Regions from separate parts of the Homo sapiens genome. Here regions 1, 2, 3, 4 and 5 are each linked to region 6. A link is a loop called in an ENCODE intact Hi-C map of the cell type or tissue named here. Cell type or tissue: MCF 10A. All regions are shown on one strand. Each heading gives the region's core, and the rest is flanking DNA. Links, peaks and the distances in the headings are about the cores only. Region 1 overlaps LOC124902137 (a long non-coding RNA gene). Region 2 overlaps LOC105376013 (a long non-coding RNA gene). Region 3 has its middle 120 kb from the start of ACO1. Region 4 has its middle 420 kb from the start of LINC01243. Region 5 has its middle 240 kb from the start of ACO1. Region 6 holds the start of LOC107987059 (a long non-coding RNA gene).

Region 1 (5,432 bases), core at 308-5,307, 440 kb after region 6:
TGAGGAAAAGAAATGTATTTCTTATAGTTCTGGATGCTGGGTAGTCCAATGGTTCTGGATGCTGGGTAGTCTGGATGCTGGGTCCACATCTGGTGAGGACCTCTTGCTGGTGGAACACTGCAGAGACCCCATGTGACACAGGGCATCACATGGTGAGGGGACTCCCAAGACATGGCAAAACTGGCCTTTTATAACAGTCTCACTCTTGTGATAATTAACCCATTCCCCCTTAGTAACCCATTAATTCATTAATCCATTCATTTGTGAATGGATTTATCTGTTCATGAGGGCTCTGCCTTCCAAAGGTCCCACCTCTCAGCACTGCTGCAATGGGGATCAAGTTTTCAGCACATGAACTTTTGGGGGACATGTTCAAACCATAGAAATCCATATAGACAAATATAGAAAATAAGATTGCAGCATAAAAACTTTTATTTGGGAGAAGTGGGTACATGGGGAGATATAACTGACTTATCAAGGTAAAGAGAGCCCAACCTGAAGTGCCTCCTGACAAGAGTACTATTGACAAGCGGGCAAATTCATTGATGGATATTGTGCCTAGGACTTGGAGACACAAGGTACTCAAGTTGGCAATAATTAAACAGAAGAATTGCTAGAAAACAATATATAAAGCAGACAGAGTCCCTGAACTCTCTCTTACTTTAAAAGGCCAAGTTGTTAACTCTTCTTTATCCATGTCCCACTCCTGGGCAGGGGATCAAATGTTTACTCTCTGGAGAAACTGACCTAAAGAAAGTCTGGACAAACAACATTAAAAAAAGGCAGGAATAAAGGCCAGTGTCTGAAAACAGAGGGGATATTTGCATGGGAGAATTCCAGCGGACTGTGACAGTCTAGGATGTCTTCACACTGAATGCTGGTGTGTTGAGAGTCACTCTCCCACCCAGCTCCCAGAAGATCAGCATATTTTACCACCACTCCACTTCCACGCTTGAAAAGAAGAATGAAAGATTTAAAATATTTTCACATATTTATATTTTGGAGTTCCCCCAATGAACTGTCAACTCATTTTCTAATTACCCTATAATGAAATTTTGTCCACTAACACAAAATTCCTAGTTAGTAAATTTTAGTAAATAAGAAGTAGAAAATCAAGAAACCAGAAATCTGAGGAAAGCTGTCCAAAAAAAGAGTCAAAGCAAATAGAACAAGGGATATCATATTTGAAAATCTCAAACTATAACCTTCTAATTGAAATCATTAGCGAGACAAAGCTAAATCACATACATAAAGGGAAAATGAATGCTATGACAAATAAATAATCAGAAAAGAGTAAAGAATTTTGAAAATGGAAATATAAAGGCCAAACTAATTTAAAAAAATAAATAGTAGAGTTTTGGGTTTAAATAAGGTTGAATAAGCACGTTATCCCTCCTCTCCCAAGAAATACAAATAGAAGCCTAGATCGAATGCAGTAGATAGCAATCTGAGGACTCTCAACAGTAAATTGTAGCAGGTAGATTGGGTAAGAAAATTAGAATTGAAAATACTAAAAACTCAAGTGGTACATTTTCTGTTTTCATTTTGTTTTGTTTTGTTTTGTTTTATTCTATATAATACAGTCTCAAGTGCAGTCAAATCCTAAAACTATATACTAAGCATGGACAGAAATACCTCCAAAAGAATATCTGTCTCTCTCTTTTTATTTTTTTCACCAGAGAAGCAGGAATGGGAACCTTTATGGGACAGAGACAGTATCCTCAGGTTTTTGTTTCATTTTATTTTTCTGTTCTACCCAGGTTCCAGGTGTGTCTTAGTTTTGAAGCTTCACAGCAGCTGAGTAGTAGTGTGTGGTGAGCATAACAAATACCTAAAACTTTCAGGAAGGTGAATCCTTCTCTCTGACCGTGGGAACTATGGTCTGAAGATGAATGCCAATCGCAAGATAATTCAAATATTGAAATTATGAAACAATGACTTCCAAATCAGCTATGATAATGTGATCTACAAGCTAAGGTCTAATATCCTCAAAACAAATGGAAAGACAGAACATCTTAGCAGGGAAATAAAAGGTATAAATGAAAATAATGGAAATTTAGAACTTCAAAACACAATATCCAAAATCTGAATTATACTTGATTGCCACAGTTTGTCACAGTTACTATGGGACTGAATGAAGGGGGACGAACGCAGAAATGAAAACTTAAAACAAAAGTAACTATTTTAAAGAAAAGGGCCAGGGGAAGAAGAGGGCTCCCTGTTTCTAGTGAGCAAAGGCAGAAGTCCTGAGCTTCTGCAGCCCTTCATATTTATTGGGTAGAAAGAGCAGGGAGGAAGAGGTAACAATTGGTCAGCTGCTTAATTGATCACAGGTTCACCTTATTGCTAACAGGCTTCAGATGTGCCTAATCACAAGAAACACTGCGCTTGGGGCGTGACTGCCCTCAGCATTTCTTCTGGGCAGCAGACGCAGTTTGTCAATTTGCCAACATCCTGCTTTTATGAGAACAGTTTGCTGTTTACTCATATAGCCTCCAGTGGTATACTGAGTTGATCACGACTCTCATTCTCTCAGCCTGCAACATCTCTCCCTTTTTGTTTTTGCATTAATTAAATAAGATCTGTCCCTATGTCATGGGGGTTGATGTCAGTGTGATTCTGGTTGGTTCTTGTTCCGTCTTTGCATTCAGATTCAACTGGCTCATGGTTTGTACCGGGGGAACCAAGCCCATGGTTGGGATCCAGGGGTCCCTCCAGTCTCCTGTTCCATGGTCGCACACACCTTGAGGGCACCCACACGGTTTGATCGTCTCCTTATATTGCTGCTGGCAGACTCGTGACGGGGTTTCTCATTCATCTGGTAAGTTTCAGTTTCTCTGCTCCAGCAGACCTTCCTCATTCAAGTCCCAAAAGACCCTATCTGTCCCTGTCTGTCCCTGCAAGTTTCTGCTAGTCTCTACTAGTCTCTGTTAGTCTCTGCTAGTCTCTATCTATCCCTATAGTCCCTGTTTGGGTTCCACTTGCCGCAGTTTGCCACGGTTACTACGGGACTGACTGAAGGGAGACGAAAGCAGAAATGAAAACTTAAAACAAAAGTAACTATTTTAAAGGAAGGGGCCAGGGGAAGCAGAAGAGGGCTCCCTGCTTCTAGTGAGCAAAGGCAGCAGTCCTGAGCTTCTACAGCTCTTTGTATTTATTGGGTAGAAAGAGCAGGGAGGAGGAGGTAATGATTGGCCAGCTGCTTAACTGATCACAGGTTCACATTATTGCTAATAGGCTTCAGATGTGCCTAACCACAAGAAACACTGTGCTTGGGGTGTGACTGCCCTCAGCATTCCTTCTGGGCATCAGAAGCAGTTTGTCAGTTTGCCAACATCCTGCTTTTATGAGAACAGTTTGCTGTTTACTCATATAGCCTCCAGTGGTATACTGAGTTGATCACGACTCTCTCTCTCAGCCTGCAATGATCACGACTCTCTCTCTCTCAGCCTACAACACCTGATGGACTCAATAGCAGAATGAGAGTGAGATGACTGAAAGAGGAATCAGTGAACTTGAACCTAGATCAACAGAAACTATCCAATTTGAATAAGAGACAAAAGCATTGAAAAAAATGAACAACAGCTCTCCCTAGGGTATTGTGGTAAAATGCCAAAAGGTCTAATCTTTATGTCATCAGAGTCCCAGAAGAACATAAGAAAGGAAGGGTAATTTGGAAAAAAAATTATATATATGTTATAAATATATAAATATATATAAATATATATAAATACACACACACACACACACACATATGAGTAAGCAGATTGAATCAGTAATAAAAATTTGCCTATCAAGGAAAAGCTCAGGGCTGGATGGACTCACAAGTGAATTCTACCAAACATTTAAAGAAGAGTAGATACCAATTCTTCTCAAACTCTTCCAAAAAGTTAAATAGGGAATATTTTCATACATATTTTATGAGGCCAGTATTACCCCAATACCAAAACCAGATCAGGACACTATAAGGAAAAACAAACAAACAAACTATAGGCCAATATTCCTGATGAACATTGATGCCCAATCCTCAGAAAAATACTAGCAAACCAAACTTAGCAACATATTTAAAGAATCATTCGCCATAATCAAGTGGGATTGATCCCTGGGATGCAAGGGTGCTTTAACACACATAAATCAATAAATGTGATACATCACATTAACAGAATATAAGACAAAACCATATTATCTCAATAAACACAAAAAAAGCATTTGACAAAACTCAATATCCTTTCATGATAGACACTCTCTGATTAGGTATAAAAGGAATATACCTTAGCACAATAAAGGCCCTATATGGCAAACCCACAGCTAGCATCATACTTAATGATGAATAGTTGAAAGCTATTTTTCTAAGTCCAGGAAAAGACATCTTAATAGGAAAGGAAGAAATGAAATTGTTTTGTTAATGACATGATTTTATATATAGAAAACCCTAAAACAAGCTTGTCCAACCTGTTGCCCGCAGGCTGCATGAGGCCCAGGATGGCTTTGAATGTGGCATAACACAAATTGGTAAACTTTCTTAAAACATTATGAGATATTTTTGGCAATTTTTGTTTTTTAGCTCGTCAAATATCACTATAATTCATAACTGGGGACTTTTTTTTCTCAATTCTAGCCCATAATGGATACCAAGATATGAGGCATAAAGTTCTCTAACAATTCATATTCAACTTATTCATAGTACTTTGGTTTGCAAGACAAACGTGAAACTTGAGCCAACTTGGAGTGCCATTGGCTGAACAGTAATTGGTCTCAAGTCAAGAGTTGAAAGTTTAGCCAATTACTTCAAGTTAAGGTTGATTAAGTTTCCTGCCAATCATGTAATAATTCTGGGACTGCTATCATGATTCTAGATACTGAGTAAATAGACTAATCTGTTTAAACCTTTTTCAACTATTAAGTTTGGGCAAGATGGGTATACACTTACATACATAGGTTTATGTGTGTTCAGTAAGTGAATATGCAGAGAAATAAAATTTCATTCAAGAGAAACACTCATTTTTATGTTACCAATGTAGGAGGTGGCATAATATTTTTTAAGTATTTATAGTGGAATGGATATGCCTTGAAAACTGCCTCTGCCACCTTACCAACTGTGATATTTTACATAACTATTTAATTTCTCAAACTTCTGTTTTCTAATTTGTAAAATTTTAAGGGGTTATTTTGAAGAGGAATAGCATAAACAAGGAAGGCACATGTGATGCATGCCTTGACATTTTTCTTTCAGGTTCTTCCATGTAGTAGGAAAGAGTATTAGTCTGTTTGCATTGCTATAAACGAATACCTGAGGCACAGTAATTTATAAAGAGGTTTGGCCAGGCTTAGTGGGTCACACTCATAATCTCAGCACTTCAGGAGGTCTTGGTGGGAGGATCGCTTGGGGACAGAAGTTAAAGAATAGACTGGGTTAGTAGACACTCTTTCTA
Region 2 (5,432 bases), core at 218-5,217, 510 kb after region 6:
AAGGTATATAATATTAGTTTATTTATTTAGTATTTAATTAATAATCAGTTCTAATAGTGTGGTTTTTTTCCCTTTTTTAGTGAGTTATCTTGGATTTTCTAGGTAATCATATCAACTGCAAATTAATTTATTATCTCATTTTTCCAGAATGTATGCCTTTTTATTTCTTTTTCTTATTTTTTGTTTAGGCTAGTATGATCAGAAAAAATATTTACTAATGATTTAGTTATGAGTAACTTTATATTTTGGTTTGGTTTTATTTTTTATTTTACTAAATTTAATTAAAATGCTTCAATAATTTCTTCATTAAGCGTGATGATCCAATTCAGAATGGTTACATTTTAACATGTCAAGAAATAACTTTCTTATTTCGATTATACCCAGCATGCGAATTAAATTTTATAAAATTATTTTTACATTGACTTAGATAACATGATTTTCTTTTATGACCTATTTTAAACTAGTCAGTGTTTTTGATCGTGATGTATTTTTTATTAAATATATTTGCTTAGTTTGAGGATGATTTATTTTGAATAGATGAAATCATTTCATCTTCTTTTTTCTTTAGTTTTCCTTGCAGGCTTTAATATGTGTATTAGGAAAGATGTAAGAATAATAGACATGCTGAAATACGTAAGAATGAGGAAAATATTTCTTGTGCTTGCACACATGAAGAAAAATTTTGAACAAGTATTCCATGTTAAAACTCTTTAGATGTTGCTCCATTGTCTTATGATATTTTAGATTTGTTTTTGAGCATGGGAAGAAATTTCTTTCCTAGGTTATATACAACTTTTTCTGAATGAATATTCATAGGATTTTTCTTAATTCATATAATTAAATAATTCTGCCAAAATATATCTAGTTATTCTCTTTTTATTATTTTCTGCAAGTGTTCAGTATGCCTTTTGAATTTAGAATTCAAGTCTTCCCCCGCCAGCACCCGCCACTTGTTCTGCTAATTCTGTCTGCTATTTTTATCTTGGAGTATTTTTATCTTTCATTTTTTCCGACTTCACGTTTAAAAAAATGGAGCCTCCATAAAATAGGGCTTCAATTTCTGGCCTTCAGACCTAATGTGTTAATTTTGGTTATTATTACCTCTTTCTGATCTTTCTTTGCATTCCCAGAATATATGTCATATTGCTGATTTAATTTTCTGCAACGTTGTTTCTGTGGTGAGAATGTCCAGTCACAATGGTGAAAATCTTGGTGAATTGAGAAAGAGTCATTTTTCATATCACTAAAAATACTTTCTGTGAGTAAAATTAATCCACAATGTTGCCTGTTTTGGCAGCATTTACTCCTCAGTCTTTTGACATAACCTTCTTAGAATGCTTTCATCATAATGAACTACATAATTTTTCTTATTTTAATATCTGTTTGTTCATTCCAGTCATCATAGGGGACAGGTTGAGAGTCACAGTCATTTTCTCACAATGTCATCTTTTACATAAGTTAACATATAGTATGTACTTTAATAATAAATGGAAAGCTCAATGAACAATACATTTTTCAGTGGGTTTTATAATTAGAATAAAGATTCAGAGAAGATATTTCTTTTATATTTTTCCAGGACCTCACAAATGCAGGACTTTTTGGTGAAACATGCACATATAAATATTAAATTTTTTTTATGGAAATGAAATTTATAGAACAAACCACTATTTTCATATTTAGAAAAAAAGAGTATGTCTTCTAAGAGTGCAGCAAAACTCTTCTCTTAATTTTTTATTACATTTTAAAATAACATGGGTATCAGCAAAGCAAAAAAATGCTACCTTAATTTCTTATACATTTTTAAAGGAAAAAATAGTAGACTTGAAGTCCATTTTATAATTTTTTCTTTGTATGTTCACTCCAACATCAAGAATGCTATATATATATATATATATATATAATAATGCTATATATATAATCTGTCAATGGACTTTAATTAGCTGTCTGTAAAGAAACAGAAATTCATTAAGTGTGTTCTAGTCTCATGCAGAGTCAATGAAACTAGCTTTCAGGCTACAGTTTTCTCTTACTCCTGTTCATTCTCATTATTCTTCCAAAGAGATTCTTACCCCTTTTCAAAACAGTGTGTTTTACTTCTTAGAAGTGGCTTTCTTTTGAATGCAATTATTATTTAATGTTTAAATATTAATGTGCAAAAGGAGTTAGGCATTATAGTTCTTAAATCTCATAGTAATATTTTAAAAATAGAATTACCTCATGCAGAGGATGCTCAGGGTTCACAGTTGATTTTGAGTACACTACAGTAAATTGCCAGTTATTGTGGGCCCTCTGGTCTCAACACATTTTTTGCTGTAGGATTTGCTGCCATCTGTGGTGAGGTCTGAAAAGTAAGTGAACTACATCAACAGCTGATTTGGCAAGAGTCTGCAAAACATGTATTCTGGCCCCTTTCCACTGCTAAAAGGTGGGACTGGAGCTGAGTAAGAAGCTCTAGGTTTGCCAGACTCAAACTGAAAAAGGCAATTCAACTCTGAGGAAAAGATGCAAGGAACATGTTATTCGAGTGAATTTTCAGGAAAATCTGTGCACTCTAAAGCAAAACTAGATAAAAACTCTTGGCTAAACTAATGATTCATTACAGGGGAAAAAAACTATCAAGAAACCAAATTGAGATAAAAAACCTAAACTTTGGAAATTAAAAAAATGACCCTTTACATAAGAAGTCAGGCAGAAATAGCAAGCTTCTGTGGAATCATGTAATGAGCACACAGCATTCACTTCACATAATTCATGCATTCTACCACTTACTACTTAGCCAGAGTCACACAGAGATTTCTGGCAAACCACATGAGTTCCTTCATACAGCGAACACTCAATGATCCTATTGCACACAAGGATTATTCAACTTGATATTTTACAAAAATCAATTCTCTCCACAATGGAAAAGAAATCATTACAGTAGAGTAGGTAAAATTACTCTGAATGGATAAGCTCCAGAGTGTGATATGGCAATTTTAATTTTTGTAGTGCATTCAGCTTGGTGAAATGAAAAGAGAATTTGCTTATTCTACAAATATTTATAAGTGTCCCCTTCCTCCTCACTCTCTACCATGTGTTTGCTGGACCACTTATTAGAACACCTAGTTTCAAGTCAGAGTTATAATATCTGATGTATGATTTTTACCAGGTTACTCCTCTCCTTCTTATATGTAAAAGAAGGGCATTCAAATTGAGCAGAAGTTAAAAAACAAAATGTCTGGTAGAAATGACCCTGCTCAACTTTTTTCATGTTCATGGGAGAAAATTCTGTTCATATATTACAACATATACTTATCCCAGTTGAGGCATCTTAGAATCTTTCATGCTTGAACAACTGTTACTGATAGTCTGGAGGGTGAAAGCAAGATTGACTTCTTGGCAGGCCTCCATATTAGGTAACAATTTACATCACATCTCAAGACCAGGGAACCAACCAAACAAAAACCAAAGTTTGCACCTCAGCACAAGCCAAATAACCGAGTCATTATGTTTAATTCTAGTCTCAAAATTAGGGAAAGCTCAGATGTTCTCTGAGTTTTTGACTTCTTAAGTTTTGACTTCCTAATGCAAACACCTTCACCCTTGACTTTTATAATGCTGACAATTGATACCATGTCAGGATCTTCTTGGATATGATAATAATGGGAGAACATTGTTCTTTTTCTACCATAAACAAACTAACTGTAAATTTGATAACCTGGTAATTTTGCAGTTTTGTTTTTCCTTTAAACATATGTTCTGTCTTTATTTGATGAACCGATTTTTCAAAAATCTGGCTCCCTTGCAAACATCTTTTTGAGTAAATGACTTTTTCCTGAATGTTTTTCCTCTGCTTCTTCCTTCCCCAGGAGTTAAAATGTGACATGAAATCTCGCTATTATATTTGGACTAGAAGAGCTGCAAAGAGCATTTTCTGTTCAAATCGCCTAGGATTAAGTCTCCTCATGTAGTAGGTAAGTAAATGACCCAGGTTTCCTCCATTAGTTTTCAGTTCATCCATCTTATTGTTAATGGGCACAGGGTCAAGGGTAGACCGAGGTTTATTGTCATAATTTTAATATTTGGGTTTCATAAATTTTACAGCTTCATAGAATCAATACTTACAATAGCCACTTGTTCTTCAAAGTCTGAATACAAGCAGGACAGTCACAGCTGCTGCTGTAGAAACAATATAATCCATATTCAGAATCACTATACTTCATATTCAGAAACAATAGACTCTAATATATTCATACAAACTAAAGAAAATTGTTCATTAATTTGTTTCTTCTTTTTCTTATTTTAAACAAATGACAGGCAAAATTATTTCTTACTATAGAGTGAAACACCACCTCTTCCTCAAGGCTCAAGCTCAAATTACATATTATGTTCAAGAAAGCTTACGTTAATCCCTTAGTCTTTAATTGCACATTCATATGATAAATCTTTTCTATATATAGAGAGCTATTTTCTTGTTCAAATGGGATTAAAACATTTACATTTTTGTTTGCTTTGGATGTACAAAAGCGATGTTGGTCCCTGGAAAAGCAGGGAAACTGATGAGGAGCCCCAAGGCCTGAGTCCTGTTAGAAGTTGAGGGGCAGTTTTATCTTATGATTTTTAGCCTTTTAGAGTCAACGTGAAGAAAAAATACTGGACAAGCCAGTTTCAAACTGGAAAAGAAAAACTCCGTGCCTCAAGGTTTGGAGGTATTTAATTCTTTTACACATCCTAGGGAATAAGAGGAAGTGGGGACACTAAGCAAGAATGGCTGGAATTTAATGGAGTTTCTCACTTTAAAGCTAGAAGATATGCATGAGGGCTGTTCTAGAAGAAAGGAACCAACAGTGATGTGTTGACTGTGCTTTATGTCCTGAATATCTGAGTTGAGAGTGAGAGAGCCTGAACAGAAAGCATTTCTTCCTGGTTGCTACAGAAATAAAATAGTCTGGAGAACATCTGGGCCTCACAATTATTACTCACCATTAAACCTAAGGGAAGAAGACCCATGAACTTCTCCAGTAACAATGTGGAAAATGATTTCTGGTGCGGGTCAAAAAGGGATAGAACATTTGATAAAAACACAAATCTTTACACAAGTCAGATTTAAAATTCAAGTCTTAGGATAAAAGAAAAAGCAATGTCCCATAAAGTCTGGCTGAGGCAATGGAAATACTGGGCACCAACTCCAGTATATGGAAGATTTTTTTTTCTTTTTTCCAGAATCAAAGTCCTGGCTTCCTCCTCAAGGAGCATCTCATAACAAAAGCATCCAGAGTTCGGGCTGCTTTGGAGGAGCTTCACAGGGAATTTAACAGAATGCAGGGTGGAATGAGGTGAGTAAAGCAGAGGTAAGTGAAGCCCAGGGGACTGATGGCCTCAGTGCTGGGGATGTATAGACAGGGTAAGAGCTGAAGGCACCTTACCCCAGTGGTACATATTGGTGAGACTCA
Region 3 (5,432 bases), core at 296-5,295, 86 kb after region 6:
TCTATTTTGAGTTGGATTTTCTACTACTGCAACTCACAGAATAGTGGCTAACAAAGAACTCTCAGAAGTCTGAGCCTTTTCTCTGGTACTAACTTAATAGAATTCAAGACACCTCCCCTTGCCAGGTTTGTGTGGTTGTTGATGATATTTGGGCATCTCAGCACTTAATTTGGTCTTCGGAATAACCCCAGGCACCTGTCTCCAAGGGTAATCTCTATGGCCCAGGAAAGTGGGGAGGAAGAGAAAGTAGGAGGGTGTAAAGTTGGACGAGTTAATGACCCATCAGTTTCACTTTTCTATGGTGCCCTGTAAGAGATGATTTCTCCAGGGTAGAGCTTCTCAAACTTTAAGGGGTGTACAAATCACCTGAAGATCTTGTTAAAAACGTAGATTATGAATCAGCATGTCTAGGGTGGGGCATATAATTATGCTTTTCTTTTCTTTCTGTTTTTTTTTGAAAGAAAGGCTGGAATGCAGTGGTGTGATCTCAGCTCGCTGCAACCTTGGCCTCTCAGGTTCAAGCGATTCTCCTGCCTCAGCCTCCCAAGTAGCTGGGATTACAGGCGCCTGCCACCGTGGTGGGCTAATTTTTTTTGTATTTTTAGTAGAGACGGGGTTTCACTATGTTGGTCAGGCTGGTCTCAAACTCCTGACCTCGTGGTTCTACTGCTTCGGCCTCCCAAAGTGCTGGGATTACAGGCATGAGCCACTGTGTCTGTCCGTGATTCTGCATTTCTAACAAGCTTCCAGGTGGCCTGGAAGCTACTGGTCTAAGGTCCACAGTCTGAGTAGCAAGGCGCTAGGTATTGCTTGGGTATGGTGTCTGTCTTCTCACTCCTCCTCTGCTTCAATTTAGTCTAGACTAAGACCTCAAACTGAGGGTAGACCTCTTCAGATCATTCTAAATAAGAGATTATCTTTCCATTCTTTCTCCTTTCTTGGCAATGCTGTCATTCTGAAGGTGTTTTTCCCTGGGGCTCATGGGTTTATAACTATGGATGAAGTGTCTAGAAACACTTCCAGTTTCTTGATGACAAATCACCTATTTCTATCTGAAATAACTTATGTAACTTATTTAACTGTAAAATAAAAACTTATTTACTGTAAAATAAAAACTCCTGCTTGCATTCTTGCGTTAATCTTAAAGTTTCCCCAGAATACACAGAACTTATTATAGATGATCAAAGGCCACTTTTGCTCTGACCAAATTGAAACATACAATATGTCTTTCTTTTTCCCTGGGCAACTGTGAGTGTCAATATAGATTTTCCAGACCAACCACTAAGTGGTCCTGGAGGAACCCCAAATCTATATTATAGTTTAGAGAAATGGGTCACAGGTCAGTCCTTTATTTAATCAACATACCAATTCTGAGCATACAAGTTTGTTTTGTTATTTTTAAAGTTTCTTTCTAAAATAACAGGGTAAGTATGATAGGAAGCATTTTATGTCAGTACTAAAAGTGAGGGAAGAATAAAACAGAAGATTTGAATAATTGCTGGAACACATAAGGCAGATGGAAGAGGACTGAAGAAATACAAAGTAGAGGTGAGAACCCTTATCTACAACGCAGACAAAGGAGGCGCCAGTGCAGAAGTGATTGGATGCTTCTAATCTCAAGCTCAGAGATGGCTCTGTGGGAGTTGGGCCAGCGCTTTGCTCTGTGAACTTGGCTGAAACCACCTTTGCAAAGATTATGACAGTGACAGGTATCTGGCATGGCTGACTCCATCTTGCTTCTAGCTTCACAGGCTGGCTGTCCTCACTCTTTCCTGGGTGTAAGCCAAGCTAATCATGGGAGGAATTTAGTTTATAGTTTAACTTTGAAACAAAGATGATAATAGTCCTTCCCTAAAACTGCACCTCTCCTTGTTCAGAGACTGAAACTGCCTTTGTAAGACGAATAAAAGGCCAGGAGATTAGGATTATGGGAGGGGCCTGGATTCTGCTAAAATGTAGGCATGGTTAAATAATATTCAGCCATTCGTTCCTTAGGTTGCTTTCATATAATTCCTTACTGCTCAGGAGTCATGAAGCCGGAGGTCACAAGATTTGTGACTTCTCCAATTGCTCCTGTAGATAATATCACAATTGTAAATGGTAAAATTGGTCTTTTGAGATGTATTTCAGACTTTTGTATTCTGAAGACTGACTGACTCCACCTGGACCCATGACTCATGACTCAGCTGGTACTGTGGCTCCCACCCAGAGGCTGACTCAGCACACACGGACTGTTTTCCACACTCCTACGATTTCATACCCAACAAATTAGCAGCACCCTAGCCCCCTGCCCACGAGGTTATCCATAAAAACCCTAGCCTCTGAGTTCTTGAGGCTGATTTGAGTAATAAATTTTATTTTCCACTTGGCTAGCCCTGCATTACATTAATTAAACTATTTTTTTGGTGCAAAAAAGTGCATTGGCTTTTCTGGGCAGTGGGCAAGATGAGCCCCTTGGTGATTACATGGTTGGCTGGCTGCTTTGGTAGGAGCTGCTCTCTAGAGGTAAAGGGGAGGAACTGCCATGGGGGTGTGTGTTCCAGGGCATGGTTTGCTCTGGGCATTGGATTGTGAGCTGCAGTATTTTTCTCTATCTTCGGAGGTGAAGGTACTTTAGTGGAAAACTAGTAGCAGATACTATATTAAACTAGATGTCTAGGGCAAGTAAAGGCTTTAGAAAATACGGAAGAGACTTGTATATATTTTAATATAATTGGGTTTGGCAAAGAACCTGAAGAACGATTGGAGAGAAAGGGAAAGACAGTGAAGCAGACAATTAGGTAGATGTGGAATAGGAAGTGGGGTGTGTGTGTGTGATGCTATAACATTTATACTTCAGGAATCTGCCTTTAGAATTATTAGAATAAGACACAAGCTTGATTAGTATTCCTACTGGGCCTTTTGTTTAACTTCCAGCAAAAGGCTTTATTTCCCTGAAATATGATTCCAGTATGATGATCATAAGCCTTGCTTAATTTTAAGACATTTCCCTTCACTTATGAAAAAGGGCTCATCGGCAGTCCCTGCCAAAAACTCATTAAAATACATTTTAAGGTCCATTTTAAGGTCATTTTTAGTATTCATTGCAGTGTTAATTAGAAAACTGCAGTTTCCTTTCTTCCTACCAGAAACCCTCTCCAGTAGCGTCTTTGACTGAGTTTGGCATTTTTGCTGACTGCCCTGCTTCCCTGAATTTAACTCTAACAGAATAAATGGCTCTATTTTTGCTTTGCTGTATTTTCTTTAGCTCATAGTTTTGCAGCTTCAATCATTGATAAACCTAAAGCTGTCATTTTTTAATTTATTGAGATGCTCTTCACATTCTCCACAGAGTGAGCTAAGATGCCAATGAAAGTCCTTACTGCAAAAGTGAGATTACAGAAAATAAATTTATATGTTCCAAGTACTAACTTGCATCAAGTTGAGTCCCAGTTTCCTAAAAGTACAAAGGTCTCATATAAATTTAATATATCCTTATTGCTACATCTTTGCAGACATTCATCAAATGTAATTAAGTTACTGCTGTCAATAAAATGCAGAGAGGTAAAATATAGACTTTATTATGTATGTGTGTGAGAGATTCATTGAAGAAGACATGGGAAACCCAGTTTCTGGTTCCGGTTACATGCTTTGTTTTTATAGCAAGATGGAGAGAAATACTAAGCTAGAGTTTACAAAAGTTGGCTAGGTCTCAGAATTACATGGGAGCTCTTTAAAAATACAGCTTTCTGGACTTAACTGAAACCTACTGAGTTAGCCTCTCTAGTGTTAGGGTACAGAAATTTGTATGTGTGTAGAGCACCCCAGAGATTCTGATACAGTTATTCCTCTGAAAATGGTTTGACAGTATCTTTTACTAGGAATAAACAGAAATATTAAAATTAAAATTTTTTATCCGTATTTGTTTAATCCAGGCAAATATATAAAAATAATGCAGGCCTAGCCAGAATCATCTCTTGAGCCTCAGATGGAAGGAGGTGAAGCACTTCGTGCCCATGGGTAAGGGATATAAAGTCAGTGGACAGAGACTGGGGATCCTATCCCGGAACGTGATTAAGGATGAACTGGAATAAAAAGTCCAAGACTAGTCTCTGGAGCTGAGGGATAGTTCTAAGGCAGGGGACACAGTAATGGAGCAGCAATGAGGGGCAGGGGGAAAGAGGACCACCATACTGCATAACTCCAGGAACCATTCACATGATACTTGTACTAGTTATCGATTGCTGTGTAACAAATCACCCCAAATGATTTCTTTGGGGTGCTTAAAAATATTTATTATCTCATAGTTTCCATGGGTCAGATATCTAGGTTTCTCATGTAGTTGTATTCAAGCTGTTGGTTGGTGCTGGAGTCATCTTTGGGCTGAACTAGGGGAGAATCTTCTTCCAAGCTCATTTATGGTGGCTTTTTGTGAGGCCTCAGATGTGCTCTCAAGCTCCCTGATGTGGTTGCTGACGGGCCTTGGTTCCATGCCATGTGGGCTTGCCTGTGGGATGGCCAGGAGTCCTTTTTATATGGCGTCTGGCTTTCTATTGAGTTATGGGGGAGAGGGAGAGAGGGAGAGAGGGAGAGAGGGAGAGAGGGAGAGGGGGAGAGGGGGAGAGGGGGAGAGAGAGAGAGAGAGAGAGAGAGAGAGAGAGAGAGAGAGACTGGGCACAGAAGCCACAGTCTTTTTATAACCTAGTCTCAGAAGTGACATTCTACATGTCATCACTTCTGGGTATTCTATTCACCAGAAGTGCATCACCAAGTCCAGCCCACACTCGACAGGAAGAGTATTAAGCACTTTGAAGGGAGGAATATTAAAGAACTTGTAAACCTATCTTTAAAACCTACACAGTAGCCTGTGTCCCCTGCCTCCTCTAGCTGGGCAGCGCACAACATCCATGTCTGTACATGACAGCCTGGTTGAAAACCAATGGTCAAGAGCAGGAATAGAAGGTGAGACAAACCTGAGTTTACCTGAAGAAATTATGGGTAAGGAGTAGGGATGCGTGTGAAGGAATGGAGCACGGTGGCCAAGGGCCCAGGCTTCAGTTTCAGTGTCTTTATCTGTGTGTAAAGGGAGTATAAACAGGCAGTAATTGTGCCAGCCCTATAAGGTCGCTTCCCACATTAAGTTCTCCAGTGAGCTTTGTTGTTTCTACCACTGCAACACATCTCAGAAGTATCCTTTTTTCTCCATAGCCATGGCCACCTCCTTTTCCCCAATCCTCTACCATCTCTGAATGATAGGAATCTGGATGGCAGTAATGATATTCCCACTAGTTTCCCCACTTCCACTCTTGCTTATCTAAGGTTCATTCCCCTCTCAACAACTGGAATCATCTTTAAAAAGTACACAAATGATCATACCATACTCCAGCTTAAAGTATTCAGTGCTTCCCTGTGGTTTTAAAATAGAATCAAAATTCCTCACCATAAACCATAAA
Region 4 (5,432 bases), core at 89-5,088, 550 kb after region 6:
CCAAAGTCTTAACTCATTCCAGCATTAACTCAAAAGTCCAAGTCCAAAGTCTCATCTGAGACAAGGCCAGTCCCTTCCACCTATGAGCCTGTAAAATCAATAGCAAGTTAGTTACTTCCTAAACACAAGGGAGGTACAAGCATTGGGTAAAGATACCCATTCCAAATAGGGGAAATTGGTCAAAACGAAGAGTCCACAGGCCCCATGCAAATCCAAAACCCAGCAGGGTAGTCATTAAACCTTAAAGCTCCAAAATGATCTCCTTTGACTCCATGTCTCACATCCCGATCACGCTGAAGCAAAGGTAGGTTCCCATGGTCTTGGGCAGCTCTTCCCCTGTGGCTTTGCAGGGTACAGCCCCCTTCCTGGCTGTTTTCAAGGGCTCTCACTGAGTGTGGCTTTTTCAGGTGCATAGTTCAGGCTTTCAGTGGATCTACCATTCTGGGGTCTGGAGGACAGCAGTCCTCTTCTCACAGCTCCACTAGGCAGTGCCTCAGTGGGGACTCTGTGTGTGGGCTCCCACCCCACAGTTTCCTTCAGCACTGCCCTAGCAGAGGTTCTCCATGAGGGCTTTGCCCCTGCAGCACCCCTCTGCCTGGACATCCAGGCATTTCCATACATCCTCTAAAATCTATGTGGAGGTTCCCAAACCTCAATTCTTGACTTCTGTGCACCCGCAGGTCCAACATCATGGGTAAGACACCAAGACTTGGAGCTTGTACCCTCTGAAGCAAAGGCCTGAGCTGTAGGTTTGTCTCTTTTAGTGACAGCTGAAGTGCCTGGGACACAGGGCACCAAGTCCCAAGGCTGCACACAGCAGAGGGTCCCTGAACTCAGCCCAGGAAACCATTTGTCCCTTCTAGCCCTCCGGACCTGTGATGGGTGGAGTTGTCATGAAGATCTCTGACATGGTCTGGAGACATTTTCCCCATTGTCTTGATGACTAACATTTGGTTCCTCATTACTTATGCAAATTTCTGCAGCTGCCTTGAATTTCTCCCCAGAAGATGGAGTTTTCTTTTCTACCACATCATGCAAATTTTCCAAACTTTTATGCTCTGCTTCCTCTTGAATACTTTGACACTTAGAAATTTATTTTGCCAGATACCCTAAATCATCTCTCTCAAGTTCAAAGTTCCATAGACCTCTAGGGCAGGGGTTAAATGCCACAAGTCTCTTTGCATAGTCCTTTAGTCCTTACACTAGATTTATGCCTGGATTTCATATCATAATTACAGTGTCAGCCTATTTTGAATTTCTTTGCATACTTACTTTTACCAGTGGGTTTCACACCTTCAAATCTTTTCTTTTTGCACATTAGTGTTTTTGTCTTTGAGAATGAAGAATTCCCTTGAGCATTTCTTGTAAGATGAGTCTGGTGGTTATGAATTCCCTCAGCTTTTGTTTGTCTGAAAAAGACTTTATTTCTCTTCCATCTTTGAAGTGTATTTTTGTAGGGTCCAAAATTCTCAGTTGGCAGTGTTTGATTGTGCTTCCAGCACTTTGAATATTTCATCCCACTCCCTCCTGGCCTGTATAGTTGTTGTTGAGAAGTCTGTTGTCAGATGAATTGGATCTCCTTTATATGTTATTTGCCTCTCTCCTCTTGCTGCTTTTAAGATTCTCTCTTTGTTCTTGATTTTTGAGAGTTTGATTATTATATGCCTTAGATTAGTCTCATTTGGGTTTAATTTATTTGGTGACCTATGGTCTTCCTGTAGGTTTATAACTTTCTTAAGTTTCAAAAAGTGTTCTATTATTATTTCTTTAAACAAGCTTTCTCCCCTTTGCTCTTACTCCAATCCCACTTGAACAACAATAATTCTTAGATTTGCTCTTTTGAGGTAATTGTCTATATCTTGTAGGCATTCCTCATTCCTTTCCACTTTTTTCTTTTCTTTCCTCTGACTGTGTATTTTCCAATAGCTTGTCTTTGAGTTAACTGATTGTTTGCTTGATCCAGTCTGCTTTTTGAGATCTTCTAAGAAATTTTTCAGTATAGCAAATATATTTCTTATATCCAGGATTTTTAAATTATTTTATTTAAACCTCTGTTAAATTTCTCTGATAGATTTCTGAGTTGCTTTTCTGTGTAATTTTAGAGATCACTGAATTTTCTTAAAGTTTCTATTTTGAATTCTTGACGAGAGAGCTTGCCTGTCACCACCTCATTATAGTCTGTCTCTGGTTTCTTGCTTTGTCTACTTTGAGAGATCACAGTTCTCTGCTTGTTATTGTTTATTGTGGATAGAAATCTATGCCTTCACATGCAGGGATATGTTATTTATTCTATGCAGGTATAAGTTATTTATTCTAGTGTTCTCTATCTTGTTTTTCTTTTTATTAGTTATGTTTGCTTAGCAATTTCTTTGCAACATACCATTGCAACTCACCATTTAATGTCTTTTTTGCTAAGTCACTGCCTTGTTTTTAGCACTAGATGGCACTTTAAGTTCAGGTTTGCCTCTGCTCCAGTAAATTTCAAAGTGCTGTTCATCCTGAATTGGGGAGGTCCCAAAGGGAATATCCTGGCAGTGTGGAAAGGCTGATTAGGGGTTTATGTTCGGGGGACTTGTGTAACATAGTGCCTATAGCATGGTGCTGCTGAACAGCTACTCTGATTTGGTGGTTTCTTTGGCTGAGATATAGAGCAGTGTTTTCCAGTTTGGAGACAGTAATCCCACCTCCCCTTTGTCTCCAGCTGTCATCAGGAATTTTTATCCCTTTAGGCACTTGTGAGGCTTTCTGTCAGTTGAGGCAGGGACAGGCCTTTTGCCAGCAAATTCAACATGGTGGGTAAGCTGGTTGTCCATCTCTATCTCAATTTTTTTTTTTTAGTATAGTAACTGTGAGTCAGGGGAAAATTTTCTGCACTCTTGGGGCCTAGCAGATTGGGGGAAGGGTGTTGTGGATCAAAAGTTTGATTCTCTTACAGTCTGCATGAATTTTTTTTAACCTTTCTTTGGCTCCCACAACTGTCTCATTTTCATATTTGAGTTCTGGAATATTGCTGGTGATAATCTCAGCACTATATATTTGTTTTTGGTTTTCTGTGGGTGGAGGAGTGAAGCCAACTCACTTCTACTCTGCCATTTGGTTCTCATTTCTTTAACTTTCAGAAATATTTTTGACATTTAGGTGCTGTATTTTACGTAGATGTAGACTACAGAACTGTGTTCAAACTAGGACATTTGTTTTACCGTATGCTAATATATTCACTTGTTTGGGTTACATTTTTCAATCAATTTTCATGTTAAAAATAAGGTTTAATATAAACAGGCAGAACCCAGGAGTTGGTGGACACAATGCATATTAAGATATTTAGATTCTTCCTTACATGCCCAAATATCTGATTTACAAATTTATGCAAAACCTTTCTGATTTAGATTCAATGCAATTTTCATTTTAATGAAAGAGACTGGGAAGTCTTTTTTTGTTGTTTTGTTATATCACTACTTAATACAGTAGAAATAGGCAACTATATATTGCTATAAAATGTTTTATCCAGTTTGGTATTATAAGAATTAATGATTCCTACAATAATAAAATTCTTCTTAAAATAGTATTTACATTTCATGTGTAAACATTCTTGCTCGACTCTCCTTTATTTGATGAAATTTTCTTCGCCTTCTAAATACTCTTGACCTACAGATGCCAAATAATTCTTCTGTTATCAGATATTGGAGTTGTAATTCTTTTTTCTTCATTCATTTCTCTTTTTTTCTTAGTTTTAAGTAAGTTTTAAATAATCTGTGCTTTTAAACCAAGAATCTAGAAGAACATATCTGAGAATCAACAATCCCAATATATTTACCCATATTGTCTCAAATTCTCCTTTTAAAAAGTTACATGAAACAAAAATCAAGTTACCTTATGGTAAGTTACAATGGTAATTAGCGTTTTCTAGTTCTTATTATGTTGCTGTGTCATGGAACTTGTTTCCTGCTGTAGATCGTCAAAGAAAAATTTGGAGGACAGAATTAAATAAAGACTTTATTCAAGACTATTCCAATAGGGGAGAATGTCAAGAAGGAAGTTTATCATATGTGATTAGGCCATCTGTATTTGCTAATTGGTGCTCATGGAATTTAGGTTCTTACCTTCCTATAGAGACTGAAAGATAGGGGTTCTTATTTCTCTTAGTGACAACATTTTAAAATGATGCTTTTTCAGCTCCTTGAAAAATGTGTTCGTGGTTTGTAATATTGGCAAGAAGCTGTGAGAAAACTTATATCTTGAAGGGGCAAATTAAGTATCTGTGATGTTTTCTACATAAAATGCTCTAAGAAAAAAGAGTTTGGGGAGCCATAGTCAGGAGGAAACCTGACTAACATTCTGCCAAGCTGTTGTGGGACGTTAAGGTCATGTTGGTTAAAACTCACTTGGAAAAAAAAATTACTCTCCGCCCCACTCTTCCCACTTTTCAAAATTATTAGAGGGCTCAGAGTCAGATCCTATTTGATTTAGAGATTTGATATTCATGGAGCAATTTATAATAGTAGATATAAAACAGTAAGAAAAAATAGGGGAAAAAACCCTTAGCACTTTTTTGGGTTTAAAAAAGAGTATCCCTTAAGAATGCTGTATATTCAATGATGCTTATTGACAAATATTTTTATATTTCCTATCTCAGAGTCATATATAATATTTTAAAATGTTATATGTATTATATGCAACATAATGTTGTGAATAATATTGTGAAACATTTTGTGAAATATTCAACATTTTTGGTCTACATTGATATACATTCTCAGGTTTCATTCATAATGAGAAATATGTAATACCACTTTTTCTATTTTTTAAGTTATTTTAGTTGCTTTGCCAAAGATTTATCTTACTGGCCTTTTCAGAGAAATGTCTTGGATGAGTTCATTAATTCTACCAATATTCTGTTGTCATTAATTTTGGTTTGTAATTTTATTAATTCTTTATTCTGTTTTGTTAAGAGTTATATACACATTTTATAATTTTAAGGTAAATATATAATTACTCTAATTTTTTTGTTTAATTCAAAGACATTTAAAACTCTCAAATTTTCTTTTTGGCTGCATCCCACAGATTTCTTTCCCCATTGCCTTCATTTTCTGGCTATTTTTTATTATTCTTTAATTTCTTATTCAAGAGTTAAGAGCTTTATCTGTTTTCCTTTTTACATTTCTCTTTTTTATCTTTTTATCTTTTTTTTTCTTTTTGTGGAGAATGGAGTCTTGGTATATTGCCATGGCAGGTCTCAAATTCCTGACCTCAAGCTATCCTCCCACCTCTGCCTCCCTAAGACCTGTGATTACAGGTATGAGCCACTGTGCCCAGCATCCTTTTTACATTTCTAAGTAATATTTTGTTTTGGTAAAATATATATAGCATAAAGTTTACCTTATAAACCATTTTAAGGGTACAGTTTTGTGGTATTAAGTACATTCACATTATTGTGC
Region 5 (5,432 bases), core at 185-5,184, 200 kb after region 6:
TCTTAATCCTGAGTTCTAGTTTGATTGCACTGTGGTCTGAGAGACAGTTTGTTATGATTTCTGTTCTTTTACATTTGCTGAGGAGAGCTTTACTTCCAACTATGTGGTCAATTTTGGAATAGGTGTGGTTTGGCGCTGAAAAAAATGTATATTCTGTTGATTTGGGGTGGAGAGTTCTGTAGATGTGTATTAGGTCCGCTTGGTGCAGAGCTGAGTTCAATTCCTGGGTATCCTTGTTGACTTTCTGTCTTGTTGATCTGTCTAATGTTGATAGTGGGGTGTTAAAGTGTCCCATTATTAATGTGTTGGAGTCTAAGTCTCTTTTAGGTCACTCAGGACTTGCTTTATGAATCTGGGTGCTCCTGTATTGGGTGCATATATATTTAGGATAGTTAGCTCTTCTTGTTGAGTTGATCCCTTTACCATTATGTAATGGCCTTCTTTGTCTCTTTTGATCTTTGTTGGTTTAAAGTCTGTTTTATCAGAGACTAGGATTGCAATCCCTGCCTTTTTTTGTTTACCATTTGCTTGGTAGATCTTCCTCCATCCCTTTATTTTGAGCCTATGTGTGTCTCTGCACGTGAGATGGGTTTCCTGAATACAGCACACTGATGGGTCTTGACTCTTTATCCAATTTGCCAGTCTGTGTCTTTTAATTGGAGCATTTAGTCCATTTACATTTAAAGTTAATATTGTTATATGTGAATTTGATCCTGTCATTATGATGTTAGCTGGTTATTTTGCTCATTAGTTGATGCATTTTCTTGCTAGTCTCAATGGTCTTTACATTTTGGCATGATTTTGCAGTGGCTGGTACTGGTTGTTCCTTTCCATGTTTAGCACTTCCTTCAGGAGCTCTTTTAGGGCAGGCCTGGTGGTGACAAAATCTCTCAGCATTTGCTTGTCTATAAAGGATTTTATTTCTCCTTCACTTATGAAGCTTAGTTTGGCTGGATATGAAATTCTGGATTGAAAATTCTTTTCTTTAAGAATGTTGAATATTGGCCCCCACTCTCTTCTGGCTTGTAGAGTTTCTGCCGAGAGATCTGCTGTTAGTCTGATGGGCTTCCCTTTGAGGGTAACCCGACCTTTCTCTCTGGCTGCCCTTAACATTTTTTCCTTTATTTCAACTTCGGTGAATCTGACAATTATGTGTCTTGGAGTTGCTCTTCTCGAGGAGTATCTTTGTGGCGTTCTCTGTATTTCCTGAATTTGAATGTTGGCCTGCCTTGCTAGATTGGGGAAATTCTCCTGGATAATATCCTGCAGAGTGTTTTCCAACTTGGTTCCATTCTCCCTGTCACTTTCAGGTACACCAATCACACGTAGATTTGGTCTTTTCACATAGTCCCATATTTCTTGGAGGCTTTGCTCGTTTCTTTTTATTCTTTTTTATCTAAACTTCCCTTCTTGCTTCATTTCATTCTTTTCATCTTCTATCGCTGAAACCCTTTCTTCCAGTTGATCGCTTCGGCTCCTGAGGCTTCTGCATTTTTCACGTAGTTCTCGAGCCTTGATTTTCAGCTCCATCTGCTGATTTAAGCACTTCTCTGTATTGGTTATTCTAGTTATACATTCTTCTAAATTTTTTTCAAAGTTTTCAACTTCTTTGCCTTTGGTTTGAATGTCCTCCCGTAGCTCGGAGTAATTTGATCATCTGAAGCCTTCTTCTCTCAGCTCGTCAAAGTCATTCTCCGTCCAGCTTTGTTCCGTTGCTGGTGAGGAACTGCGCTCCTTTGGAGGAGGAGAGGCACTCTGCTTTTTACAGTTTCCAGTTTTTCTGTTCTGTTTTTTCCCCATCTTTGTGGTTTTATCTACTTTTGGTCTTTGATGATGGTGATGTACAGATGGGTTTTTGGTGTGGATGTCCTTTCTGTGTGTTAGTTTTCCTTCTAACAGACAGGACCCTCAGCTGCAGGTCTGTTGGAGTACCTGGCCGTGTGAGTTGTCAGTCTGCCCCTGCTGGGGGTTGCCTCCCAGTTAGGGTGCTCGGGGGTCAGGGGTCAGGGACCCACTTGAGGAGGCAGTCTTCCCGTTCTCAGATCTTCAGCTACGTGCTGGGAGAAACACTGCTCTCTTCAAAGCTGTCAGACAGGGACATTTAAGTCTGCAGAGGTTACTGCTGTCTTTTTGTTTGTCTGTGCCTTGCCCCCAGAGGTGGAGCCTACAGAGGCAGGCAGGCCTCCTTGAGCTGTGGTGGGCTCCACCCAGTTCGAGCTTCCTGGCTGCTTTGTTTACCTAAGCAAGCCAGGGCAATGGTGGGCGCCCCTCCCCCAGCCTTGCTGCTGCCTTGCAGTTTGATCTCAGACTGCTGTGCTAGCAGTCAGCGAGACTCCGTGGCGTAGGACCCTCCGAGCCAGGTGCGTGATATAATCTCCTGGTGTGCCGTTTTTTAAGCCCGTTGGAAAAGCGCAGTATTCGGGTGGAGTGACCCAATTTTCCAGGTGCCGTCTGTCACCCCTTTCTTTGACTAGGAAAGGGAACTCCCTGATCCCTTGCGCTTCCTGAGTGAGGCAATGCCTTGCCCTGCTTCAGCTTGTGCACGGTGCGCGCACCCACTGACCTGCGCCCACTATCTGGGAGTCCCTAGTGAGATGCACCCGGTACCTCAGATGGAAATGCAGAAATCACCCGTCTTCTGCGTCGCTCACGCTGGGAGCTGTAGACCGGAGCTGTTCCTATTTGGCCATCTTGGCTCCTCCCCCCACTGAGGACTTTTTCTAATTTTGCTACTGTCATCTAAAAGGCAGAGCCAGGTGTACAGGATGGAACATGAAGGCAGACTAGGAGTGTGACCACTGAAGCACAGCATCACAGGGAGACTGTTAGGCCTCCGGATAACTGTGGGCGGGCCTGACTGATGTCAGGCCCTCCACAAGAGGTGGAGGAGTAGAGTCTTTTCTAAACTCCCTGGGGGAAAGGGAGACTCCCTTACCCAGTCTGCTAAGTAGCGGGTGTTTTTCCTTGACACTGAGGCTACCGCTAGACCACGGTCTGCTTGGCAACGGGCGTCTTCCCAGATGCTGGTGTTACCGCTAGACCAAGGAGCCCTCTGGTGGCCCTGTCCGGGCATAACAGAAGGCTCACACTCTTGTCTTCTGGTCACTTCTCACTGTGTCCCCTCAGCTCCGATCTCTGTATGGCCTGGTTTTTCCTAGGTTATGGTTATAGAGCGAGGATTATTATAATATTAGAATAAAGAGTAATTGCTACAAACTAATGATTAATGAATGATATTCATATATAATCATGTCTATGATCTAGATCTAGTATAACTCTTGTTTTATATATTTTATTATACTGGTACAGCTCGTGCCCTTGGTCTCTTGCCTCAGCACCTGGGTGGCTTGCTGCCCACCATAAAAAAAAATGAAATCATGTCCTTTGCAGCAACATGGATGGATCTGGAGGCCATAATCCTAAGTGAATTAGTGCAGTAACAGAAAACCAAATACTGTGTGTTCTCACTTATAAGTGGGAACTAAACATTGAGCACACATGAATATAAATATGGGAAAAATAGACACTGTGGACTACTAGAGGGTGGAGGGAGAGAAGGGCTGGTGGGTTAAAAAAATATGTATCAGGTACTATGCTCACTGCCTGGACAATGGGATCCACACTCCAAACCTCAGCATCACGTAATATTCCTATGTAACAACTCTGCACATATATTTCCTGTATCTAAAATAAAAGTTGAAATGAAAATAATAGGAGATACAGTAGGAGATACAGCAGCAAGGCAGTGATATCTTATCATTATTTTATTTACCCACTTGTTCAAGGACAAATATTTTCTTACTGCTTGTCATGCACGATGGTAGTTGACACAAATAACAGTGGTTTTCTTGCTATATTCTGCTATTTCCTTGTCATATTTCTGTTTTATTCCACTTGTGTTGGAGAAGCCCTTTCTGGCCCCAACACTGCTCTTTTACAGATCCTTCTAGGCCCTCTTGGGCTACAGTTTTTCAAGAGGCAGATACCTGATTAAGTTGAGCTAATTATAGCAAACCCTCACTTCCCCATTTATAGAAAGTGGTCCAGAGATGGACGAGCAGATGACTTCAGCCTGGAACATCAACGTCTATCTGTTGGACTCCTTAAGGGAGTTAAAAGTAGAAACTCCTTGACTTACCAATGGTAAGAATTGGGCCACGTATGGCTATAACGGTTATTGTTCCAGTTCCATTTGTAAAAAGTGTCTGAAAAAGTCAGTAGGCAGAGAGAATAAGAGATAGAGAGACAAAGAGAAATATTTCTGATTATTTTCATGTCTGTGTCCTTTCTTATTCCATTTATCATTTGTTCTTGAGAGCTGAATTATTGTTCTCCTTCATTTTTGATTATGAGTCAACAAGCTCCTTTCTTCTTGCCTCAGTGAACTTAGTTTAGGTTTATTTTACTTGTAACTAAAAGAGTTCTAAGTAATACCTCCCTATAACTGTGTATTAGTCAGGGTCCTCTAAAGGGACAGAACTAAAAGAATAAATGAATATGTAAAGGGGAGTTTATTAGGAGAATTGACTCACATGATCACAGAGAAGAGCAATCACAGAGCTCTTCAAAGATGCAGGTGCTCCCCTCGCAAATCTATTTTGCAAAGTATTAGTGAAGAGTATGTCTTCTGGACCCTCCCACCTGGGATGTGTAGGTCTGAGGTGACTAATCTACTCCACCATCCCAATCTCCCTAAACCTTTTTATCCTTTCCTCTACATTAAACCAAGGGAGATCAGGCATTTCCAGCTTGCTCACTTTGGGCCATCTTTCGATCCATATTTCAGCTAACCAAGCAAATCAACTATTAGAACCTTTTTTAACTCCCTTAGCTGCAACATTAAATGCAGAATCCCGGCTTAGTGAGCCCAAATCAATAAATTCGGCCAGATCCAACTTTATGTTCCTTTCACTATTATCCCACACCCTTAATATCCATTTCCATGCCTGTTCTCCAGATTTCTGCTAATATAAATTAGAAAACTCAAGCAGTTCTTCTGGAGTATAGCACACCTCCTCATGGGTCACATTCTGAACCTCATCTGTAGGGGCCTGCTGGGACTTTAGTCCAGTTATAGGTCTAGAGGCAAACAGGGGTGTTGGGGTGGGTCCTGAGGAGAATCAACATTGTCTTGCCTGGCAAGTGCCTCAGGGGAGGCCATCACTGTTGCCTCAGGCAGTGCAAGGTTAATCTCCTCAGACAAGGGTGGAAAGGCTGATGGCAGCATGGGTTGGGGAGGGGATGTTGCCACCACTGGGGATGGGGAAGCTGTTTCCTCAGGCAAAAAAAGCCTCATCAGAGTTTACAAGCTCAATGTCCCCAGCTTCATCAGGGTCTTCCCACATGTCCCCATTCCAAGTTGGAGGGTCCCATTCTTTTCCAATTAATGCCCTCACTTTAACAGTAGACAGTAGACAGGCAAGGCTGTGTAT
Region 6 (5,432 bases), core at 222-5,221:
ACATCTTTCTCCTGTACTGTATGCTTCCTGCCCTCAAATATCAGACTCCAAGTTCTTCAGTTTTGAGACTCAGACTGGCTCTCCCTGCTCCTCAAGCTTGCAGACAGCCTATTGTGGGGACCTTGTGATCATGTAAGTTAATACTAATATATATATTATTATATATTTTATATATTCTAATATATATATTATATATTATATTATATATATTATATATTATATATATAATAATAGATATAATATTATATAATATGTACATATAAAACTAGAGGGGGCTGGAGTTTGGCATTTCCTTTCCCCAAGTAGATTAAGGTGCTGATAGACCCATAGCAGGTCAGGCTGTGGTATAATAGTTTCTTCTGAAGGCAGGCTTTGCTAAGAACAGATGCTCTGGTCTATTTCAAGTGGTGACTTTCCCCCTCCTCCTGCAGGAAGCAAGAGGAAATTTTTCTCCCATATTTACTGTGAGGATCTGGCAAGGCTCTTGGAGGTAAAACCCATAAAAATATGTGACACCCCTTGACTGGTTTCCACTGAATTTTTTAACTCTCAGACTTGCCCAAACTGAGCCTCCCACAGTTCATCAATTCCAGTTCAGGTTTCCTGCCCTGTCACTGCTTCCCATGGAGGCTGCAGCTGGCAGGTTTCTGCTCTAGTGACATGTGATTCTCTGTATCTTCCTGCCTGTCCCTCCAATTTTTGGGGCAATGGTCGGCCCTGTGACTTCATTTCTCTGACAGACCTAAGAAGAGTTGCTAGCTTTTTTACTCTTTAGGAGACAGTGGTGACTTCTAAGCTTCCTTCCTTGCAAGACCCAAAACCAGACTCCAGGAACTTTTTACTGGTCCGTTCAGTGAAAAGCTGTTATTGCTCAGCTCCAAGGCAGTCCTTCTACCCTCTGCCTTGTGTTGCAGTGGCTGGGACTCAGCGCTCTTCATTTCTGCTTCGCTGGCTGCTCCTTGCAAGTCTCCCCCAGTGGGGGCACTAGAGGGAGACTGGGAGACTGGAGGAGGAAGAGGGGACCTGCTTCTTAAAATTTGCTTCCTCTTCCTGTTGGAAGCTTCATAGTCTTCATCAAGATCCTTATTATTTCTTGCTATTTGTGAACCTCCCTGCTTTCAAGTCCTCTTCAATTGTTTCTTCAGGCCAGACATTCCATATGAGAAGGACTGAGAGTTCAAGGTACTTATGGGGAAGTATGACAAAGCCTTTTCTTCTTTTTACAACTACAATTACTATTAAAAATCTGCCATTTATTGTCTACAAAGTGCTAGGTATTTTAAAAAATATTACCTTATTTAATCCTCACCACAATCCTACAAAAGAATTACTGTTATTTTCATTTACATATGAAGTCATGAAGGTAAAGGTAACTTGAGTTGGGTTTTAAGTGCAGGTCAGGGTAATAACACAAGAGGTGTACATATTAGTGAATTTACTATGGATGTGTAAAGTCATACAGAAATTGGAACATCATGGGGATTTTGAAGACATTTTATGGTTTCAAAGATTTCAAGGATGATGTGTTTTGTTTAAGAGAAGGTAGGATTACCTTGTCAGAGGAAGAGAATTAGTTCCTCGAAGGTAGGGATTTGTTGTTGGGTGAGGAATGGCAAGACTGGTTCAGTCTCAATTTTCAGTATTAGTCGAATACATACTTATAAAATTGACTGGCCCTTTGTATACTCATATGTTTTGTTACTTGTAAGCTATTCCAAAGTGAGGATTGAAATGTTGGTGTTTCTAATACTTCACTCAGCCCTTAAACATGATTTAAAATGATTATCATATTCTAAGCTGTTTTAGATTAAATCTTTGCACAATATGGCTTCATACTTTATATCTTATTTTGGAAAATTTGGCCTGGCTTCCCTTGGGAGGTGGAGATGGTGATCCAGGAAGCTTCTGGAAACTTCCTGGTGATATGCATGAATTTAATATCTATAAGTTTATTAAATCCTGAAGGCAAAGGGATTAATGCAAGGGAGATATATTTAATTATTACAGTGGAAACTTTTTGAGAGGCTTAATGGGGGAAAAACTTCTCCATAGACTAACAAGAAAACATTTGATTTCAAGAGATTTATTATTTGCAATATTAAATTGTGCCAATAGATGGAGAAGTTGTTCCACATAAATCAGAAGGCTTGCCTTCTCTTAAGAGGAATAAAGAAATTCAGGTTTCTGGCAAGTTGAAAATGAATTTCCTTAATAAAAATGTGAAGCAGGAAAACTGGGTTACTTATAAATTTTAACAAGACATAATGTTAACAAGGGACAAGAATTTCACTAATTTCAATTAAGTGTACATGAAACTCTTACTGCCTGTACTGTTTTTGAAATTTGGCCATAGCACTTTTAGATAATGTACATTTGTATTTATCTCTGTATTTATACATGGCCTGTACAAAAAGTGTTTTAAATAATGTACAAAACTTTATAAGATAAAAAAGGTAAAACATGCTTAAATTTAAAACAGTAGAGAAAAAAGAATGGGATGAAGTTGGGGTACAAATCTGGCCTGGAGCTTCCCAGCAGTCAATGCAAATAGAGAAACAGGACCAGTTGCATAACCCAATGTCCATAACAGAAAAACAAGCCAGGTGTTAGGAAAGGTACCATATAGTATGAAGACTAGGAATTATATCCTTTAGGAACTTATGAAGGAGATATTGTGTAAGGTGATAAGTAATTTCCTTACATTACACCCAATGATACTTTTCACATGACTGCTTCCTACAGCAGCTGATAGGTAACACCGCAATGCTATTCTGTCAGAAGAGTTTAAGATGGAGGGGGCAGAGTGAGCATTATGCGTCCCAAAACACTTTCTTGGAGTGTAGCTTTCTGATTGTCTAATTTAATTGAAGGATACAATTTAGAACCCATCAATTCTCCATAAATACTATTTTTCTAACTGAGGATTTGATAAAGATGGAAGGTTGCTGTGAAGATTAAATAACATGTTGCATGCAGAACACTTAGCCTGAGCTTTGCAGGTTGTGAAGCCTTGACGAAAGCCGTCCATGACCAGCCTGAACCACCTACTACCCTTGGATGAAGGACACATGATACCTCCTCTGGCTACTCTTGGATATCTGTGTGGTCTCTTACGTACATGGTGTATTTTTCGAGTCATTTAAACTGGGCTCACCTTGCCATCCCCCTCTAGTAGGATTCTCTTCAGCCTCATGTTCACTCCTTCCTCCTGTTCCAGACCTCCACGGCTCCTTTGTCTTGGTGAATTTAGGCTCTCTCTTGTCATCTTTTCTTGCTTAGTCCTTTGCATGCTTTGTTGGGATCCTCACTGTCTCTGATGTTCCAGAGAACATGGCTGCCCTAGACCCTGAAACCCAAACCAGGCTCCCACTGTCTCAACCTTTCTAGAATACTGCTGCCCAGATCGAGTTTCCCTCTCTTTACAAGAAGGAAGGTCTGACCACAGCCATCACATTTTATGGCTTCATTCTTGATCAATTTTCTCTAATTCTAGTGAGTCAGTGACACACGTGTAAATTTCTCACAGCCGCTTCTGGGGCTGGAGGTTTATCTGAGAACATTTCTCCAGCTCTATCCAGCCACCACTTGGTTTATTCACATCCATATTCTTTGCCTTCAAACATGGAATCATTGCAAATTCAGGCTGGAAGTGGCAGAGGTCATTGAGTTCATCTGCCCAACCACACACACAAATGTGCACCTTCCCCACACCCACACCATCTAACCTCCCTTTGTTCTCCATTGCATTGATTGCAAACTCTATCAAAAAGAATGTTGCAGTAATTTTGCATTTTATAGCCTGAGGATATGCTAAGGGTGTATTTTTGCCTATATTTCTGCACACTGGTTGAGAAAATGTGCGCTGAATTCTGTTTTGTTTCCATTAACCTTTCTCTGAGAAATTACTGACCCCGAATATTGGAGCCGCAAATGGATTCTCTTAAGAAGTATCCTGTCAGGATGCAACCTCTGTGTATTATGTGGCTTTTAGTCAGCAAATGCTTCCTCTGAATGCATCGACTCCCTTAAGAAGTATTCATTTGAGTGACTTTCTCTGTATAAGGATTTTTAGAAATATTTTTATCTCTGCTGTCTTAGGAAACCTACATTCAGAAGAATTTATAGTTCACCTATTTCTATAGCTGGCAATAGCTATATAAAAACTTTGCTTGTGATTTTTACTCCTACCTGCTTGAGATTTTCCCAAATCAATTATTTTTCTGATTTCTCCATAGACTCTGTCTTAACCCTGTGCACCCAGTCTTAGGTGAGGTATTTGTATCCTGACATATTTTGCACTTTTCTATCATCCTTGAGAAAATCATGCAAAATTCTTTCCTAGCTCAGTGCAAAGCAGAGTTGTGCCACTATCATTTAGCCTCAACTTAGAGACTGTATGTTGAGATAAAGCAACAACACGATTTTGATCTTATATTATTCAAATGGGACCCGCATGGCCCATTGCAACACTGTCCTGCCCAAAGTTACCATCAGAAAACAGGCCAGGATTGGATATACTTCTAGAGAGCAAATTCCGTGGGTAGCCACAACACGTAATCTTGGATCATTCATCATTTTCCGGCGATGCTGCCAACAACTCAGAACCCTAAAGCAGCAAGCATGTGAAGACTGGTCTCATGGGGGCTTTTCAGTCCTCCCTTCTCTTCTCTTCTTTATTTTCTATTGTGGCAATTTTTTTTTAAAGACCCATTATAAACAGTGCTTTGTTTCTATCCGTGAATACATTTGGAAAATCTTTGGAATCCTGGGCCTACATTTTTTATGTGTGTGCATATGCATGAATGTGTGTTTGTGTGTGTGAGCATTTCTGTGTGAAAATTGGGGGCCAGGGGAGAGACAGCTGAAGTTGGAGACACTGACAATATAATCACACTGAAAAGCAAGTGCTCCCTAAAGTCTTGCTGGAGAGTCAGCCCAGAAAGCAAAAGGAATTGCATTTCAGACCACCCCATCTCACTCTCTAAAATGCTGGCAATGCCCTCAGTTCTAAACCTCAGTTATTTATTTATTTGCTTATTTTGAGATGGAGTTTTGCTGTTTGTGCCCAGGCTGGAGTGCAATGGCATGATCTCGGCTCACTGCAACCTCTGCTTCCTGGCAAAACCTCAGTTATTGGTGACAAGTGAAATAAGGCAGCCTGGTTTCTAGGCATAGCAGATTGGCCTGCAGTGAAATGTCTTAGGAGTATCTTGATCTTTGTCAGAAAGCTAAGCAGAGCTGACTCCAGATGGTACCTGTAGAATAACTGTAATGTTTTTGCACATATTACTTGTATTTGCATTTGTGGGGTATAATCCAAGTTGTGAAGCAACAAGCTAACAGAGGGGCTCTAGGAAAGGCGTTTTAACCCAACAATATCACATTGGTTTTGGCAGCATTGGGAACAGATGAGAGCTGGAAGTCATCAAGGA

What was found. A loop is a pair of places that touch in the nucleus more often than their neighbours do. Peaks named below come from ENCODE experiments on the same cell type or tissue, not always from the same donor. Only the 100,000 strongest peaks of a DNase experiment are listed, where the experiment ranks them.
Region 1: it touches region 6 in a loop (9-fold over the local background); 2 of 110 quality-filtered maps call a loop at or near these places.
Region 2: a loop joins it to region 6, with 25 times the contacts of the local background. A loop is called at or near these places in 2 of 110 quality-filtered maps.
Region 3: it touches region 6 in a loop (2.6-fold over the local background); 4 of 110 quality-filtered maps call a loop at or near these places.
Region 4: a loop joins it to region 6, with 6 times the contacts of the local background. A loop is called at or near these places in 5 of 110 quality-filtered maps.
Region 5: a loop joins it to region 6, with 18 times the contacts of the local background. A loop is called at or near these places in 6 of 110 quality-filtered maps.

What each region holds. Positions count from the first base shown.
Region 1 is chr9:31,906,339-31,911,770 of GRCh38, reverse strand. The region is part of intron 1 of LOC124902137 (a long non-coding RNA gene); the gene reads right to left. LOC105376011 (a long non-coding RNA gene) reads left to right here. Exons shown (of 9, transcript XR_929543.3): 5 at 1,761-2,033; 6 at 2,652-2,821. Among named protein-coding and RNA genes, the nearest start is that of ACO1, 480 kb to the left of the region's middle. In MCF 10A, for the core only: no CTCF peak of the experiment used is centred there; DNase peaks (open chromatin) are centred at 2,440 and 3,330.
Region 2 is chr9:31,836,414-31,841,845 of GRCh38, reverse strand. It overlaps LOC105376013 (a long non-coding RNA gene), which reads left to right. Exons shown (of 3, transcript XR_929549.2): 2 at 3,849-3,953; 3 at 5,203-5,432. Among named protein-coding and RNA genes, the nearest start is that of LINC01243, 460 kb to the right of the region's middle. In MCF 10A, for the core only: a CTCF peak has its summit at 2,345; no DNase peak of the experiment used is centred there.
Region 3 is chr9:32,261,438-32,266,869 of GRCh38, reverse strand. No RefSeq gene overlaps it. Among named protein-coding and RNA genes, the nearest start is that of ACO1, 120 kb to the left of the region's middle. In MCF 10A, for the core only: no CTCF peak of the experiment used is centred there; a DNase peak (open chromatin) is centred at 2,199.
Region 4 is chr9:31,797,215-31,802,646 of GRCh38, reverse strand. No RefSeq gene overlaps it. Among named protein-coding and RNA genes, the nearest start is that of LINC01243, 420 kb to the right of the region's middle. In MCF 10A, for the core only: a CTCF peak has its summit at 2,436 (motif pointing right); no DNase peak of the experiment used is centred there.
Region 5 is chr9:32,146,347-32,151,778 of GRCh38, reverse strand. No RefSeq gene overlaps it. Among named protein-coding and RNA genes, the nearest start is that of ACO1, 240 kb to the left of the region's middle. In MCF 10A, for the core only: a CTCF peak has its summit at 3,076 (motif pointing left); no DNase peak of the experiment used is centred there.
Region 6 is chr9:32,347,582-32,353,013 of GRCh38, reverse strand. LOC107987059 (a long non-coding RNA gene) reads left to right here and starts at 990. Exons shown (of 3, transcript XR_001746645.2): 1 at 990-1,182. In MCF 10A, for the core only: a CTCF peak has its summit at 2,103; no DNase peak of the experiment used is centred there.